Regions from separate parts of the Homo sapiens genome. Here region 2 is linked to region 1. Evidence: read pairs that join two places in POLR2A ChIA-PET (ENCODE). Cell type or tissue: Panc1. All regions are shown on one strand. Each heading gives the region's core, and the rest is flanking DNA. Links, peaks and the distances in the headings are about the cores only. Region 1 overlaps LINC02384 (long intergenic non-protein coding RNA 2384). Region 2 has its middle 45 kb from the start of RAP1B.

Evidence for each region. Peaks named below come from ENCODE experiments on the same cell type or tissue, not always from the same donor. Only the 100,000 strongest peaks of a DNase experiment are listed, where the experiment ranks them.
Region 2: POLR2A ChIA-PET joins it to region 1 with 11 read pairs; 3 of 35 experiments call an interaction of 5 or more read pairs at or near these places.

Annotation. Positions count from the first base shown.
Region 1 is chr12:68,435,851-68,438,777 of GRCh38, forward strand. The region is part of intron 2 of LINC02384 (long intergenic non-protein coding RNA 2384); the gene reads right to left. Among named protein-coding and RNA genes, the nearest start is that of LINC02384, 14 kb to the right of the region's middle. In Panc1, for the core only: no CTCF peak of the experiment used is centred there; no DNase peak of the experiment used is centred there; H3K27ac peaks cover 2,500 bases.
Region 2 is chr12:68,564,167-68,567,093 of GRCh38, forward strand. No RefSeq gene overlaps it. Among named protein-coding and RNA genes, the nearest start is that of RAP1B, 45 kb to the right of the region's middle. In Panc1, for the core only: no CTCF peak of the experiment used is centred there; a DNase peak (open chromatin) is centred at 1,465; H3K27ac peaks cover 2,500 bases.

The sequences.
Region 1 (2,927 bases), core at 184-2,683:
GGATTAGGAAGGCTTACAGCTGCAAGTAACTAAACACCCGTCTACTCATAGCTTAAATAAATAGTTTATTTTTCCCCTATAACTGAAGGTAGAGAGGTAGGCAGTTGCTGGGAATGATTCAACTGCTCAGCAATGCCACCAGGATTCCAGGTTCTCTCTAGCTTTCAACTCTGCCTTTCTTAGCAAGTTGGCTCATTGCCTTGTGTTTCTAAGGTGGCTGCTATAGCTCCAGCCATAACATTTCTGTCTTAGGTCATAGACTTAAAACAGAAAGAAGCAGGGGCACGTCAAGAGCTTTAATCTAGCTATGTGTGTCTCATTTTATCAGGAAAGAAAAAAGCTTCCCAGAAGCCCCCAGCAGACTTCTGCTTACATCCCATTTGCTAGAACTGGATCACCGGACCTCTTAGCAGTGATGGAGACTGGGAACATGAGTATTTAATTGAATACATTGATACTCCAAGCAAAATTGCACTCTGTGGGCAAGCAAGAAGAGAGGAGAATGAATATTAGATATTCAGTTGCCCCGAGTGATAAAACTGACTTCAGAATGTTGATACAAGGGTTAAAGTAAGCTGATACATGCTTTAGGCTAACAGTGTTTGGCATGGAATTAAGTGTTCAATAGATTTTAGCTGTTGAAATTGCAATAATTCAGGCACAGAATATTCATCCTGGACTAGGACATGGAAGAGTGAATAATTTTGAGACTAAAGGACTTGAAAAGAAAGACAGATAAAATTATCAGTGGGAAAATAACTTTGGTTTTAATTGTTTTTTATTACCTTTCTTTCTCCTTTTGTCTTATAAGCACAGAAGTGGTCTGTTTATCACATCATCTTTTTTCTTTCTAATTATTTTATAATTGTGTATCTTTTGTTAGAATTTAAGTACTTTATTATTTTAAAAATCTAACTAAAGGAAATATAAACTTTGAGTTCTTTAATCTACTCAGTTGAAAAACCTCCTACAGTAACTTTAACTCTACATTCCAATTAGTAGCCTGCACAATTATATAATCATGTAATGCACAGCACTGTGACCTACTCTTCAGAAGATATTTGTTTTAGACATAGCTCGCCTATGTGAAGAAGTAGAAATATTGCCTCTGGTCATGCTAAAATTAATTGCAATATTTAAGTCATGTGACATTTAATGTTTCTAGAACTAGCAGGTAGCATAGCTCCCAGAAACCCAATTGCACATTGCCGAACGTGTCTCAAGGCACTTTCAGGTGGATCGGATAATGGGTGGAACCACCACATACTTTTCAACCATGAACAATGATTCAGGGGCCAGGATTTAGAAACCATGGGCAGCTATGTAATTGCATAGTGTTAGAAACAAGAGAGGTGAGTGGTGTGGAATATAGGTTTAAAAGAAAAGGAAGGTTCTGAGTGTATACTCAAAATAATTGAAAGCAGGGTCTCAAGGAGATATTTGTATACCCGTGTTCATAGCAGCACTATTCACAACAGCGAAAAGGTGGAAGCAGCCCAAGTGTCAATTGACAAATGAATGGAAAAGCAAATGTGATATATATGTACAATGAAATATTACTCACCCTTAAAAAGGAAGGAGATTTTGACATGATACATGCTACAACATGGATGAAACTGGAGGACATTAAGCTAACTGAAATAAGCAAATCACAAAAAGATACTGTATGATTCCACTGATGTGAGGTACCTGGAATAGTCAAATTCATAGAGACAGAAAGTAGAATAGTGGTAGCCAAGAGCTGGACAGTTATCGTTAATGAGCACAGAGTTTCAGTTGGGAAAAATGAAAAATTTCTGGAGGGGGATGACAGCAATGGGTAACAGCAATGTAAATGTAATTAATGCCACAGAACTGCACACTTAAAAATGATTACAATGGTAAATGTTATGAGTATTTTACCACAATAAAAAAAAATTTTTAAGGAAAAAAAAAAGAAAAAGAACTTGAATGTAACATCCCCACTTCACAAACTTAGCACCCCCGTCTTCCACTACCACCACAACCACCACCCACAAAGTCCTCTAAAAGTCTGCTTATTAAGGGGAAAAGAAGGAATCAAAATTGGGAAAGAGCCTTCCAAACTCTTCCAAGATCTGAGCAGCTTCTTTTAGTCATTCTGTTCTCTTTTTTATTTTTCACAATAAATATGGAGTGCTTTTTGTTTTTTGTTTTTTAGACAGAGTCTTGCTGTGTTGCCCAGGCTGGACTGCAGTGGCACGATCTTGGCTCACTGCAGCCTCCACTTCCCAGGTGCAAGTGATTCTCCTGCCCTAGCCTCCCAAGTAGCTGGGATTACAGGCGTACCATCAGATCCAGCCAATTTTTGTATTTTTAGTAAATATGGGGTTTCACCATGTTTGTCAGGCTGGTCTCGAACTCCTGGCCTCAGGCAATCTGCCTGCCTTGGCCTCCCAAAATGCTGGGATTACAGACATGAGCCACTGCACCTGGCCAATAAATATGTATTATATTTGTAATCAGGGGGAGGACAAGGAAAGAATATTATGGCAAAGGAAGAAGTGGCATAAATTCGTCTTCATCTCTGGCCTGAGGTCAAGGCAATTCTTCCCTCAGCCTCACGAGGCTTGAGTTTTTGCTCAGAAGCATGAAATATCATTACCTTTACCTTTCATAGCCCCAGTTTAGGATAAACTCTGGGTCAGCAGTTACATGACTGACCTGAAATGATTTCACTCTGCGGCTGGCAGCGCCAGACTCAGGAGTGACAAACTGAAGTAAATGACTGTGTGAGCAGCTTCTGGTGAGACCAAATAGAAGAACTGCAGCAGATAACTTACTCTTTTTCATTGTTTCTGATTAGATCTTTTCACATTTTGCTTTTGTTTTTGTTTTTTTCTTGGAAAAGACAAGGGTGTCTCATGGAGGCTTTAGGGAAATGGCTGAATTTTAAGGAAATCGAATTG
Region 2 (2,927 bases), core at 262-2,761, 130 kb after region 1:
TATAGGGCTAACATATACTAAGTTATCAAAGCGTGGTTCCCAGGCAAAGAGCACCAGTGTTACCTGGAAACTTGTTAGAAATGCAAATTTTGGGCCCTTCTCAGGAAGAATTTTCTTTTTATGTCTTTCTTTCTTTCTTTCTCTTTCTTTCTTTTTTCTTTCTTTCTTTTCTTTCTTTCTTTCTCTCTTTCTCTCTTTTTCCTCTTTCTTTCTTTCTTTCTTTCTGTTTCAATTTCTCTGGCCTAATTGTTGGGTGAGACTCTCCTTGAATCTTACTTCACTCTTCTAAAAAACACAATTATTTCTAGGGAAAAATCATTTAAGTTCTCACATTTTTCCTTTGTATTTATTTACAAAGCCTCTCAGGTATCAAGAAAGAGTTACTTTTTATTTTTCTCTTTTTTTTTTTTTTTAGCCTCTGATCTTATTAAAAGGGAAGAAATATCTAAATAGTATTACAACAAATTACATAAATGTTAGCTTCAGCAAAGTAATGTTTTTAACTGTTCCCATCACCATCACCACCATCACTGAAAGCTGGTGAGAAAATCTACTGAAAGGGGTGAGATTTCAGTAGATCTCACACACACACTACAATATTACATCTGACCCCTTTCAGTAGGTTTTCTCACAACACAATGTAATATGCACACAATACAATGTAATATTCAAAAGATAATTGCAGGATTTATCCTAAAATATTAATTCATGGTGATATAATTCAGTAATAAAAATGCACATTTCAAGTCACAGAATGCATCCTATCACTGAAACTCTATGTATGACCGTATTTGGGGATGGCACATGTAAATCCAAATTTTACATCATTTGCAAATATAGCTACTCCTACCTACGATAAGACCTTATTCCCTTATTCACTAGCAAATATATATAGATATAGATATAGATATAAGATGTACTTTCTTTTAGAACAAGGAAGAAAAAGATAGATTTAGATACTGATTTCTCCTTTGATCATTCAAACCTCAGAAAAGGGATCTTGAGTCTGAATTTCTTTGAAAGCATCATCTCATCAGAAAGAATTTATTAAGTATGCAGTTATTTCTCCCATTCTGTCCAATCGAACAATTTAAGCCCTGAAAACAAAGGAAGAAGCCTTTCCCATGCCAGCCATATCAATGGCAGAGCATAAAAACACATTCATGTTATTCATTCATCTAATGTTACAATAGTAGCAACACAAAGATTTAATTTAATAACCTAACGGATCATCTTTCTTAAGTTATTAAAATACCATATAAGGATGGTTTAAACTGTCTATGAGGCAATTTTCTAAGAGGAAAAAGTTTGGCAGGCTTTTATGGCTCCAGATGATTTCTCATTCTAGCTCTAATGTCAGAGTTAACCTATCACCATATTTCTTTATCTGTTTACAAAATCTGTGGTTCATTTTTCCTCAATGTTTCAACTTTGCTAGAAATGCTGGGCAACAGGAAAGAATGAGGTCATGACTCACCAGCTTATTAGGTGACTCTTTGCAGTGACTATAAATGCTACCATCAGTCTCATTTTTATGGTGCTGATAAAGGAGGATAACCTGCATAAGGGAGTTAGTTAAATGACCCAAAATGTCATTGCTCAACACTGGAGATGCATTGATTTGTAGTCCTATAATTGAAAAACAGGATATGAAGTCTTTAGGGGCTGGCTGGTCAGCTGGTCAACCAAAGAGTATATCATTATAACAGCAGAAGGAAATGTCATACAGCTTTTCTCTAAGTGCATCATAGAATTTATTTTGCAAATGCTTTTCTTTTTCTTTTTTACTGGTTCATTTGCAGCTTTTATTTGCTTTTGCTTCTAGCTCAAACATGTTTTATGATGGTTCTTTCTGAAAATTATCTGTACTCCCTTCCAAAGAACAGTTTCTCTGCTTAGCAATATGAACAAACATTGTGAACACTTTGAAAAGCAACACAGTTAATGAGTTTACTGTTAATAGCACGATGAAATGCAAGAAGACTCTAGTTCTATGTATTTTCTTCTTGTGACATCATTTGACATCCTATGATCATACTGTTTCAAATAGTTATATAAAGCACAAAATGTAAAGAAAATACAGAAATTGGGATGTATAAGTATAGAAAACGAAATGTTTTGGAGAATCGAAATCTATCTTATTTTATCTTATTTTTTATTTTTATTTATTTATTTATTTTTGAGACAGAGTCTCATTCTGTCACCCAGGCTGGAGTGCAGTGGTGTGATCTCGGCTCACTGCAAGCTCCGTCTCCCGGGTTCACAGCATTCTCCTGCCTCAGCCTCCCTAGTAGCTGGGACTACAGGCACCCGCCACCACGCCCAGCTAATTTTGTTGTATTTTTAGTAGAGACGGGGTTTCACCATGTTAGCCAGGATGGTCTCAATCTCCTGACCTCATGATCCGCCAAAAGTGGATTTGGCCTCCCAAAGTGCCGGGATTACAGGCATGAGCTACCGCACCCAGCCAATCTATCTTTAGGGATTTAGGGAAATAAAAACATTGGTAAAATTACAAAAATGATGTCGAATCATGATTTAAGAGAGGTACTGGTCAGTGAAGCATTCTTCTGCATTTAATGATCATACCAACTACAAATATACCATGGGAAACATTTGATAGAATGAAGGTTCATTAGATTCTCTAATAAGAGGAGTAAAAGAATGTATATATAACTGCATTCAGACCTAAAAAGAAATAAACACATATTATTACATAGAAAATCACAGGATGAAAGGGTAAATTTGATTATCCTTGAAAATGAGAGACACCTTGATTTTTTTTTTTTTTTTTTTTGAGACAGAGTCTCACTCTGTCACCCATGCTGGAGTGTAGTGGCGCCATCTCAGCTCACTGCAGCCTCTATCTCCCAGATTCAAGTGATTCTTCTGTCTCAGCCTTCCTAGTAGCCGGGCATGTGTCACGA